2 separate regions of the Homo sapiens genome follow, and region 1 is linked to region 2. The links are chromatin contacts, found by Hi-C in ENCODE. All regions are on one chromosome and are shown on one strand. The core of a region is the stretch at or near the end of the contact, and the rest is flanking DNA. Distances in the headings are between cores, read along the strand shown. Region 1 holds the start of TXLNG (taxilin gamma). Region 2 holds the start of TRAPPC2 (trafficking protein particle complex subunit 2).

Region 1 (5,035 bases), core at 1,256-3,755, 3.1 Mb after region 2:
TGCAGATTGCAGTGGGCTGAGATCATGCCACTGCACTCCAGCCTGGGCGACAGAGCAAGACTCTGCATTAAAAAAAAAAAAAAAAAGAGGCCAGGCACGGTGGCTCAGGCCTGTAATCCCAGCACTTTGGGAGGCCGAGGTGGACGGATCACAAGGTCAAGAGATGAAGACCATTCTGGCGAACGTGGTGAAACCCCCTCTCTACTAAAAATAGAAAAATTAGCTGGGCGTGGTGGGGCGCGCCTGTAATCCCAGCTACTTGGGAGGCTGAGGCAGGAGAATCACTTGAACCCGGGAGGCAGAGGTTGCAGTGAGCCGAGATTGGCCACTGCACTCCAGCTTGGGCAACAAGAGCAAAACTCTGTCTCAAAAAAAAAAAAAAAAAAAAAGATATGCATTTAATTCAATTAAATATTTTTCATTTCTCTGAAGGCTTGGGGTTAATGGCATAGTTCTTTTCTTTTCTTTTTATTTTTTGAGACGGAGTCTCGCTCTTGTTGCCCAGGCTAGAGTGCAATGGCGTGATCCCGGCTTACTGCAACCTCCGCCTCCCGGGTTCAAGCGATTCTCCTGCCTCAGCCTCCCTAGTAGCTGGGATTGCAGGCACGTGTCACCACGCCTGGCTAATTCTATTTTTAGCACAGACCGGGTTTCACCACGTTGGTCAGGCTGGTCTTGAACTTCTGACCTCAGGTGATCCGCCCGCCTCGGCCTCCCAAAGTGCCGGGGTTACAGGCGTGAGCCACCGTGGCCGGCCTCTTTCCTTAATAAAGATAACTTTATTGATTTTTTTCATTCCATACATACTTAAACAATATAGAAAATCATGAAATTTGAAACCAGCCTGGGCAACATAATGCCCCATCTCTAAAAAAAAATTTTTTTTTGAGGAATAACTTACTTTTGTGTGTGTGTGTGTGATGGAGTTTCTCCTCACCCAGGCTGGAGTGTTCAATGGCACGATCTTGGCTCACTGCAACCTCTGCTGCCCGGGTTCAAGCGATTCTCCTGTCTCAGATCCCAAATAGCTGGAATTACAGAAGCCCACCACCGGCTGGGGGCGGTTGCTCACACCTGTAATCCCAGCACTTTGGGAGGCCGAGGAGGGCAGATCAGGGGGTCAGAAGTTCAAGACCAGCCTGGCCAACATGGTGAAACCCCTCTCTCTACTAAAAATACAAAAATTAGCCCAGCGTGGTGGCACGTGCCTGCAATCCCAGCTACTCGGGAGGCTGAGGCAGGAGAATTGCTTGAACCTGGGAGGCGGAGGTTGCAGTGAGCTGAGATCGTGCCACTGCACTCCAGCTTTGGGTGACAGCAAGACTCCGTCTTGGGAAAACAAAAACAAAGAAAAAAGAAAAGCCCACCACCACCACCATGCCCGGCTAATTTTTGTATTTTTAGTAGAGACGGAGTTTCACTGTGTTGGCCAGGCTGGTCTGGAACTCCTGACCTTGTGATCCACCCGCCTCGGTCCCCCAAGGTGTTGGCATTACAGGCGTGAGCCACCGCGCCCGGCCTCATAATGAATTATTTAAGACAATATATCAGGATTTCATGATGGTCTGTGCCTTTCAGAAGCTCGGCCATTGGAGATCTGGTTCCATCAGATGGAAATAGGGAATATTCCTGAGGAAATCTCCCCTCTCCCCCCCAACATCATATCAATAAAAAAAAAAATTCGGTTCAGCAAACCGAGTTTGTTGAAAAAATTTAGGTAATGAAACGAGTAAATGGGGTGGGAGAAAGCAGGATACATTCAACATGAATGAAGTGCCAAGTAAGTGTGCAGAAGCCGGGGCGGTTCAACCAAGGTGAATAGAATGCGGCACCTATCCCGCGGGAGCTCGGGACAAGTAAACCGTGGTAACAACTCTGGTGGAGGGGCAGGGCTCGGGGCAGGTGCCCGAGCACGAAACTTCAAATTCTAAGAGCCAATACACCTTCCGTCTTGAAAGTCGTGAAGTATTTTCCCTTATCCCCAAATCATTCGCGCCCAATTCCTAAGAACGGCAACAAAAACAAAAACACAAGAATGTGTCGCCGATCGTGCTCCTTCTCAAACACGGGGATATTTCTAAACTTTCCGCGAAAGATCATAACGAGTACCTTCCTATAGCCAGACATCGCCCCCAGAAACCGCAAGTCCCACTAGGATGCACACGAAGCACACTGGGTGCAGCACTCTCCCCTTTTCAGAACGCCGCCTTATGTCCCAATCCCGATCCGAGCCTGCGAGCTGTGGCCGCACGCCCTGCTGGGACTTGTAGTCCACTCCCGAGTCCCATTCCCGATCCGCGCAGACTCACACGGCCTCTATCTGCCCTTCGGTCTTGCTGAAGCCCAGCCCAGTATTCAATGCTCCCCATCCCCATCTCGCTCCGTCCCCTCGGGGGCCAACCTCCTCCGGTCACGTGGGAAGTCTCACATGCGGCGATTGGTCGTGGGGGCTCGGGGGCGGGGCGAAAGGCCCTGCGAGATTCTGTGCCCCTTGTCGGGCCGCTTGTTTGGCTGCTGCCGTCACCTCATGGCGACGCGGGTAGAGGAGGCAGCGCGGGGAAGAGGCGGCGGCGCCGAAGAGGCGACTGAGGCCGGACGGGGCGGACGGCGACGCAGCCCGCGGCAGAAGGTCAGTCAGGGGGACGCCCTCGTTGTTGTCGGGCCCGGGGGATGTTTGGGCTCCCTTTTTCAGGGTCCACCTCTTCTCTCTCCCTGGTTACCTATAGCCACGGGACGAACATCCGGTCTTCTTCCCTCCCGGGGGTGACGACAGTGGGAGCAGGTGGGGGGGGGTGGGACCGCGATGGATGGGGTGGGAAGGGACGACGGTTGGGGTTTGGCGGCGCGCGGCGGGGAAGCCGGGAGGGAGGGCAGGGGGCGCACGCGGTTCTAAGGGAGAAGGGGTGCGAGGCGGGGGTGCGCCAGGTGTGACAGCCACGTGCGGCCAGCACCGCGGGGATCCGGGCGCCAGGCGTTCCTTCTCCCAGTCACCGCCGTCACCGTGCTCCCGGCGCTGAGCGCCGCCGTCCGGGGGCTCGCTGGGGTCGTGGGCTCGCCCTCCTGGCGTCGGGCAGGTGCGCAGGGCGCGCTGCGGGGTGCCCCCGGGCTGCTCAGGCTAGGCTGTTGCGCAGTAAGATAACCGCGCGGGAGCCGGGGTGTGCTTGGCCCCCCTTCCCCCGCCCCCCTGCGCTCCCCGCCACTGCGCGGGCGGGCAGGCGAGCGGGTGAGTGTCGCAGGGCCGGTGCGAGCGGGACGCTCGGCCCCCGGGACCTAGACCCCGGGGCTCCGAGGGCTTGGCTGCACGTGGGGCCGGGGATGGATGGGGAGGCGATGCTGGAGGACCTCGGTCCTGCAGAGTTGGGATATCGCATGATAGCTGGTCCTCCCAGTCCTATTTACCACCCTCCTCTTTTTTCCCCTCTTTTTTTTCTTTCATTTATTATTTTTTTAATTTGATGAGTGGAAACTTGAATGCCTTCCCGACCCTGGCCTTGGGTCTTTCTTAATCTGGGAAACAGGCCGGACTGTTCCCCTTGCCTTACTTGACTCACGTCAAGGAGTTTTCAGTCCCTCCCTAGATACAGGAAAATTGAGACCTCTTTCAGAACGGGACAATTCCACTTGTTCTGGAGCTCAGTGGGTGGAGTTTGAAAAAGATTGCACAACGAACGGGGTACAGGGTTTTCGGGGCCCTGGAATGGATAATTGCGGGGACTGAGACTGGGAAGGTGGGAACCCCATCTCTTTTTTTCCTTGCAGGTGAACATACTGAAACGTTCGACTTGTTGGATATCTTGCTTGATCACCGAGGGCTATTTAATATTACTTAATTATGTATTTGAACACTCTTAACTCCTGTATGAAATTACGAAATAATATTTTTCTAATGCAATTCATAAACTTCAAATGGGAGAACAAAGGTCCAGTTTACGTCTGAGCAGAGTGTTAAGAATTAGCTTTTTGGGGCCTGTTTCTAAGGTCAGGTATTTTCATGTTTCTGCATGACAGTGTTACTACTTCTCAATTACCTCTCTTTCTTTCTCTCCCTCTCTTTGTATTCTAAAAGAAAGATCCAGTGCTTGCAGGACTGAAAAAGAAGCTGTGGACCAATGTCCTGTAAGGGATTCAACACCATCACTTTGGACACTTCACTTATTCCCTAAGGGTGGAGTGCCAATCTCAGTGTTTGATTTCGTAGGTTCCCCAGGGGAGGAGGACTCTGATAAAAAGCCACTGCAATTGAGGATATAAGTTCCCTTTTATGACACTGGGATAAGGACAAAAAGTCGTTGAATTAGGAACTGAGGTTTAATCAACTAGCATTTAAAATAACCAAGATAGGAGGTAATGACCCTTTGAGGTGCAGAGCTCTGGTTAACAGCTGGATAGGAATAGTCATGTGTGTGTCTACTCATTTTTGTTTATGTACCTCATACTCCATTCTTCTTTGCTTATGCTCTTCTGAGCATCTTTTTCTTTTTGATTTCTAACTGACAGTGACGGCATTCAAATACATGGTAAAATATTAATCTTTGAATTTTCATTTAACAAATTGGGTGAATTATCTTGTGTTTGCAAGAATCATTTTTAAGCCAGCTATGGTGGCATGCACCTGTAGTACCACCTAGTCAGGAGACTGAAGCAGGAGGCTAGCCTGGGCCGCAGAGTGAGACCCTGTCTCTTAAAAAAACAAACAAACTTGTTGTGTTTTTTTTTTTTTTTTTTGAGTCAGAGTCTTGCTCTGTTACCCAGGCTGCAGTGCAGTGATGCAATCTTGGCTCACTGCATCTTCCACCTCGTGGGTTCCAGCGATTCTCGTGCCTCAGCCTCCTGAGTAGCTGGGATTACAGATGTGTGCTACCACGCCCAGCTAATTTTTATATTTTTAGTAGAAACAGGGTTTCACCATGTTGGCCAGGCTGGTCTTGAACTCCTGGCCTCAGGTAAGCCACCCACCTTGGCCTTCCAAAGTGGCGGGATTACAGGCATGAGCCACTGCAACTGGCCAAAAATTTTTTTAAAAATCATTTTTACA
Region 2 (5,472 bases), core at 2,972-5,471:
TTAAAAAGTCAGGAAATAACAGATGCTGGAGAGGATGTGGAGAAATAGGAACACTTTTACACTGTTGGTGGGAGTGTAAATTAGTTCAATCATTGTGGAAGACAGTGTGGCGATTCCTCAAGGATCTAGAGGTAGAAATACCATTTGACCCAGCAAACTTATTGCTGGGTATATACCCAAAGGATTACAAATCATGCTACTATAAAGACACAAGCACACGTATGTTTATTGTGGCACTATTCACAATAGCAAAGACTTGGAATGAACCCAAATGTCCATCAATGATAGACTGGATTAGGAAAATGTGGCACATATACACCATGGAATACTATGCAGCCATAAAAAAGGATGAGTTCATGTCCTTTGTAGGGACATGGATGAAGCTGGAAACCATCATTCTGAGCAAACTATCACAAGGACAGAAAAGCAAACACTGCATGTTCTCACTCATAGGTGGGAATTGAACAATGAGATCACTTGGACACAGGGCAGGGAATATCACACACTGGGGCCTGTCAGGGGGTGGGGGGCTGGGGGAGGGATAGCATTAGGAGGAATACCTAATGTAAATGATGAGTTAATGGGTGCAGCAAACCAACATGGCACATGTATACCTATGTATCAAACCTGCATGTTGTGCACATGTACCCTAGAACTTAAAAGTATAACTAAAGAAAAAAGAAAACATCTAGACATTTCAATAAATCCAAGTCATCAGGTCCTGACAAATTATATACCTTGGATTAACAAATGTGATTGCATAACTGCTGATCAGTGACATTTGAGAAATTGCAAGAAAAATGCCATATCATCCGCTAGGTTAAATGCTATTCCTATTTTCAGAAACAGGAAAAAGGCTTATCTCCTAGTCTATAACAGGGTACATTCAGAGCGACTAGAACACCAACAGAAACGTGTATTAAATGTTTATTTTCAGTCAGATGCCATGCCAGGCACTTTTATTATACATTAACTCATTTAATGTGAATCCCTAGATAAAAACAGATTATTCATTCATATACTCCTGGTTGTACTAGAACAAGTCATACCAAATTTACATTTTTTGTTTCTGAAGGGAGATACGGTAGGTAAACAGAAAGTCATTTTACGAAATATTTTGGTATCTACCTAAGAACAAACTGGAGTCCTGGAGCCTGAGTGAAAATACAGTCTTGCTAGAATGTTGCCCTCCATGAGAGCAGATACACCATTCGTCTCATTCACTATGGTATACCTAGAGCTACAACAGTGCCAGGGACCCAGAAAGCACTCATTATTTGCTGAATGAGGGATGGCTCATAGCCGACTTGAGTGTCAATACTCGGAGAACATTGGGTGCTCCGTGTCAATTTATGGCACAGGGTCTCTAGTAAGGCTTTGAGGTTGACCTTAACCTAGTCTAGCTCAGTATTTGAATCAATAACTTGAATGAAGATAACTTATCACATTCAAAGATAACACCAAGGGCAGCTAACTTATTAGAAGGCAGAAGTTAGGATTAAAAAAGATCTCCATGGCTAGGAGAGTAAGGTGAAATTAACAAGATAGAAGTTAAGAGGATAAGAAAGCAAGCCCTGTACTTGGGCTTAAAAATCAACTGTACAAAAGGACAAGGGAAACCTAGATTAAGAACAGTTCATCTACATCAACCCAAAAGTTCTGCAAGCTCAGTAAGAGGCAAAAGTCTGATAGGTTTGTCAAAAAAGCTAATCAATTCTAGGTGGCATTAAGAGCAAGGTCAGGGAGAATGCTGATGTCCTCTTCAATAATATTATCATCTTTGGGGAAGGTACTCAGTTCTGGGAATCATATTGTAAAAGGATCAATAACTCTGTGTGTTACAGGGGAAGGGAGGGCAGGATCTAGGCTAGGAAATGCTCTGGAAACCAGACAAGAGCAACTGAAGTAACAGAGGATGTTTAAACGGAGTAGGGGAGACCTTTTTGGGGTGGAAAGGGAGTGGGGTACAGCACAGTACTATCTTTAAATACGATAAGCTATCTAATGAAAAAGGGACTTGGCTAGGGATGGCAAATGAGTTTCCTTTCATAAGCGAATTCTAATCAACTGGTAGTGACTGCCAGGAACTGGCGCTGAGAAAGATTCTGAGACTAAATGTGGTCACCAGGAAAGAATGCTGTGATCAATTATCCATGTCTGCTATGAATTTGGGGAAGTGCAGTACCTACAGGAGGGCCAAGTATTTGCTGACTCTGGACTACACAGACTTATTCCAAACCGTTCCATAGGCCAAGCCCAGGGCTGCTCATTTGAAGTCACTGGGAAACTAGAAACTAAGGGGTGGGTGGAACACCAACAGTGCCAGAGTGGGAGGATGCTCAGTGAACTTGGAAGTCTCTTAAGTTGTAGACAAATGCAAGATAAAACTCATGGACTCCAGTTCCAAAGACATCCATTTTTGTAGCATGCCTCTTTACAACCTCTATAGAAGAGCTTCTAGAAAAACTGCCCTGTGCTCGCGAGAGCAGTGATTTCAGTTGTTCCATAAACCTGGGGTCATGAGACTAAACTGGTATGGCATGGGACATGTCTATTACAATGAGGAGGGGCAGTAGGAATACTACTGATAGGTCTTTAATGTGACATTTTTCTATTAATATTATAAGCAATTCTCCCTCCCCTAGAAGTTATGCTAGTTTTTGGAGAACATTTTATCTAATTATATTCATGTATTCAACTGTGGGACCAAAGGTGGAGGTGGGAGTAAGGGGGTCTTCAGGAACATTTTTTTTTTTTAAACAGTGGACAAGTGATTCTACTTAACAACATTTACAACATATCAACATCTTTTTAGAACACTGTTTTCATCATTCCACTCAAAAGCCTTTGATGCATCTCAGCTACAGGATCATGTACTAGTATTCAAGATTCCCACATTGCTCCACGTGTCTTTTCTCAGCCCTATTGTTCCACCTCTGCTAGCGTTGACTCGTTTACTTATTTTTTCTCCCAAATTCACTTTGACTATATCGAGTTCAGAGCTACTATCATTTCTCTCTTCATGCCTGGAATGTTCTCCTTTATTCTGTCTGCAACCACTACCCATCCTTTAAAATCCAACTAAGCCTCTCCTCCTTTTCCATTGTTTCCAACAAAAACTTACAGGTTCTCCACCTCCTATGAAGTCCTGTCACTCTTACTGCCTCTTAAATACTTTAAGTTTTTCACAGCCAGAGATCAAAACTCATCGTACTCATCTTCAATGCTGTACACAAAGCTGACATCCAATTCTGTCCTCACAGGACTTAGATACCATATAAGGCTTATATTCCCAGCACACAACTCTGGAGTCAGGCTAGATTCCTCACTGCTCCCAAGAAGGTCGTGGCTTTTTTTTTTCTTTTAATGATTCCTTTGCTCATTTTTCCCCTTCCTGTGATGTTCTCCTTTTTGCTCACCACCCGAATCCTACCCATCAAGGCCCCGATAAAGACACACTTTTTCCACAGAGATGATCTGGATCACTTCCATCTTCAACCACCTCCCCTTTAAACTCTTTATCCAGTCTACAATGTATCTTAGTTCTTGTTCAATTCTCTGGCTGTAACATTTTCATTATCGCTTCTGAGAGGTTTGGTTCCTTTCCTTTCTAATTACATTTAAGCATCATGAGGACTGGCTCACCTTTACCTCACAGCACACAATGGTTGGTACTCTAAAACGTTTAGCTCTGTGGATCTCAACCCGGAGCGATCTTGCTTCCAAGAGGACATCTGGCAATATCTGGAGACATCTTTGGTTGTCACACTTGGGGGAGAAGGTGATACTGACAAAATAGAGAGCAAGGATACAGCTAAACCTACAATGCACAGGACAGCCTCCCAAAACAAAGAATCTTCCGGCTCCAAAAGGCAACAGTGCAGCCGTTAAGAAACCCTGGGTTAGCTGAATGACCCAGTGAACCGCGAAACCACAGCCCCCGAGAGGGCGGACGTCTGCAGGTGGAAGGGCTGCGCGGATGAGCCAGCGGAGGGCTGGCAGGTCCGGCCCGGCCACCCCGGGGAGGGGTGGAGGTACAGGACCAACATCCGCGTCACGCAGGGGCTACGAAGTCCTCCAGGGACTCAAAACACCCGCCCCCCGCCGCACTTGCTCCATTCCCTACCTGCAGTGGGAGGCCGACAACGGAAACGCAATGTCAGTTTCCGCGGAAGAGACCCGCGCCCCGAACCTGTAGCCAGAACGCCGAAGCAGTTCTCGCGATACCCTGGGATGTGCTCTCGCGATACGTAGGCGGAGCTTCCGGCCGGTGCTGGGCAACCAAGCTCATGCGCCGTAGCTCTTCAGCTCGGGAAGGCTATATTTAGCAGGTTTCCGGAAGTTGCCGGACTGGCTGTGAGGCGGTCCTGCCTCGCTGCCTTCAGTCCCTAGTGTCTGGGTCCCCGCCCTCCAGCCGCCTTTGAGTCGTGCCTGGGTCCTCGCCCTTGCCTCAGAACCGCGAAGAAAGGAAGCTCGCGTGTTTGCTAGAAAACCTAGTTGGGAGTGCGAGGCAGAGAACGTTCAGCACCTTTGTTCCTCCCGAACCCTCGGGACAGAGGCAGGGTTCTGAGGGCAGGGATTCCCCCTCGTCTTGGCCCCACCGCCCGGGCTGGGCACTAAACTCGGGCCGCGGCGGGGCGAGCGAGGCGGGCTCCGGAGGGAGCTGACGCCTGATGATGGCGCAGGTAGACACACCTGCCCCTTCTCGGGCGGAAATAAAGTCTTGTTTTGTGTTCGTTAAACTTTCGCCGCTAGGCCTCTTATGGCTTCCCCGGAGGCCACTGGTCTGTTTTCAGACGTTCACGTTCCCTCTGCCCCGCAGGTAACCTATAACCATTTTGTCTTTTAGTCCAACATGTTTACCGTGGCTGATGTGTTGAGTCAAGATGAACTGCGCAAAAAGCTATACCAGACGTTTAAGGATCGGGGTATACTGGATACACTCAAGGTATCGGATTTAGGCGTATCTGTGTCAGCTTTTACAAGTGTAACCTGTAACAGGTAGTTCAAATTCAATCAAGGTTTAGGTTTTAATAATCGTATGATACATAGATTGTATTGGTGAATTACATTTTTATATTCCCGAATAACTCTGTATCCTGAAACATTACAGTCTCTTGAAAATGTTTGAGAAAATGTTGAGTTTGAGTCGTCTTAAAGGAGCATATTCAAATAATTAATTGAACTGACAATAAGATAGGAGAAGGAAATATTTGTATAATGAACACAGTAAGATTAGGCTTGTTTTATAAATATGGCTTATAGGTTCCTAAATTAATAAGTGGGTTTGTAATACATTTGGATGAAGGACATTGACACCATATAGAAAATACTAGTGTACTGCTTAATAATAGTTTGGGAAATGAAAAATTTTATCTTTAAACTATATTGAAATGTATGAATGTTTAGTTTGGGCAGAAAATACCTATTAGTATGCTTTATATTTGGATTAACAGCCAGGAGTAGGATTAG

The links. A loop is a pair of places that touch in the nucleus more often than their neighbours do. Pooled maps may share reads with other maps.
Region 1: a map with no recorded cell type shows a loop between it and region 2 (13-fold over the local background). The contact joins the promoter of TXLNG here to the promoter of TRAPPC2 in region 2. A Hi-C loop is called at or near these places in 2 of 37 single-sample maps with no recorded cell type and 7 of 50 pooled maps.

What each region holds. Positions count from the first base shown.
Region 1 is chrX:16,783,961-16,788,995 of GRCh38, forward strand. TXLNG (taxilin gamma) reads left to right here and starts at 2,506. Exons shown (of 10, transcript NM_018360.3): 1 at 2,506-2,629. The coding sequence starts at 2,528. It overlaps LOC124905250 (a long non-coding RNA gene), which reads right to left and starts at 2,306. Exons shown (of 2, transcript XR_007068398.1): 1 at 2,110-2,306; 2 at 1,700-2,003. RefSeq lists enhancers at 1,902-2,101, 2,073-2,805, 4,848-5,035 and a silencer at 2,852-3,291.
Region 2 is chrX:13,730,399-13,735,870 of GRCh38, forward strand. TRAPPC2 (trafficking protein particle complex subunit 2) reads right to left here and starts at 4,222. Exons shown (of 6, transcript NM_001011658.4): 1 at 4,127-4,222; 2 at 3,646-3,787. OFD1 (OFD1 centriole and centriolar satellite protein) reads left to right here and starts at 4,350. Exons shown (of 23, transcript NM_003611.3): 1 at 4,350-4,685; 2 at 4,850-4,948. The coding sequence starts at 4,674. RefSeq lists enhancers at 3,724-4,923, 4,692-5,263.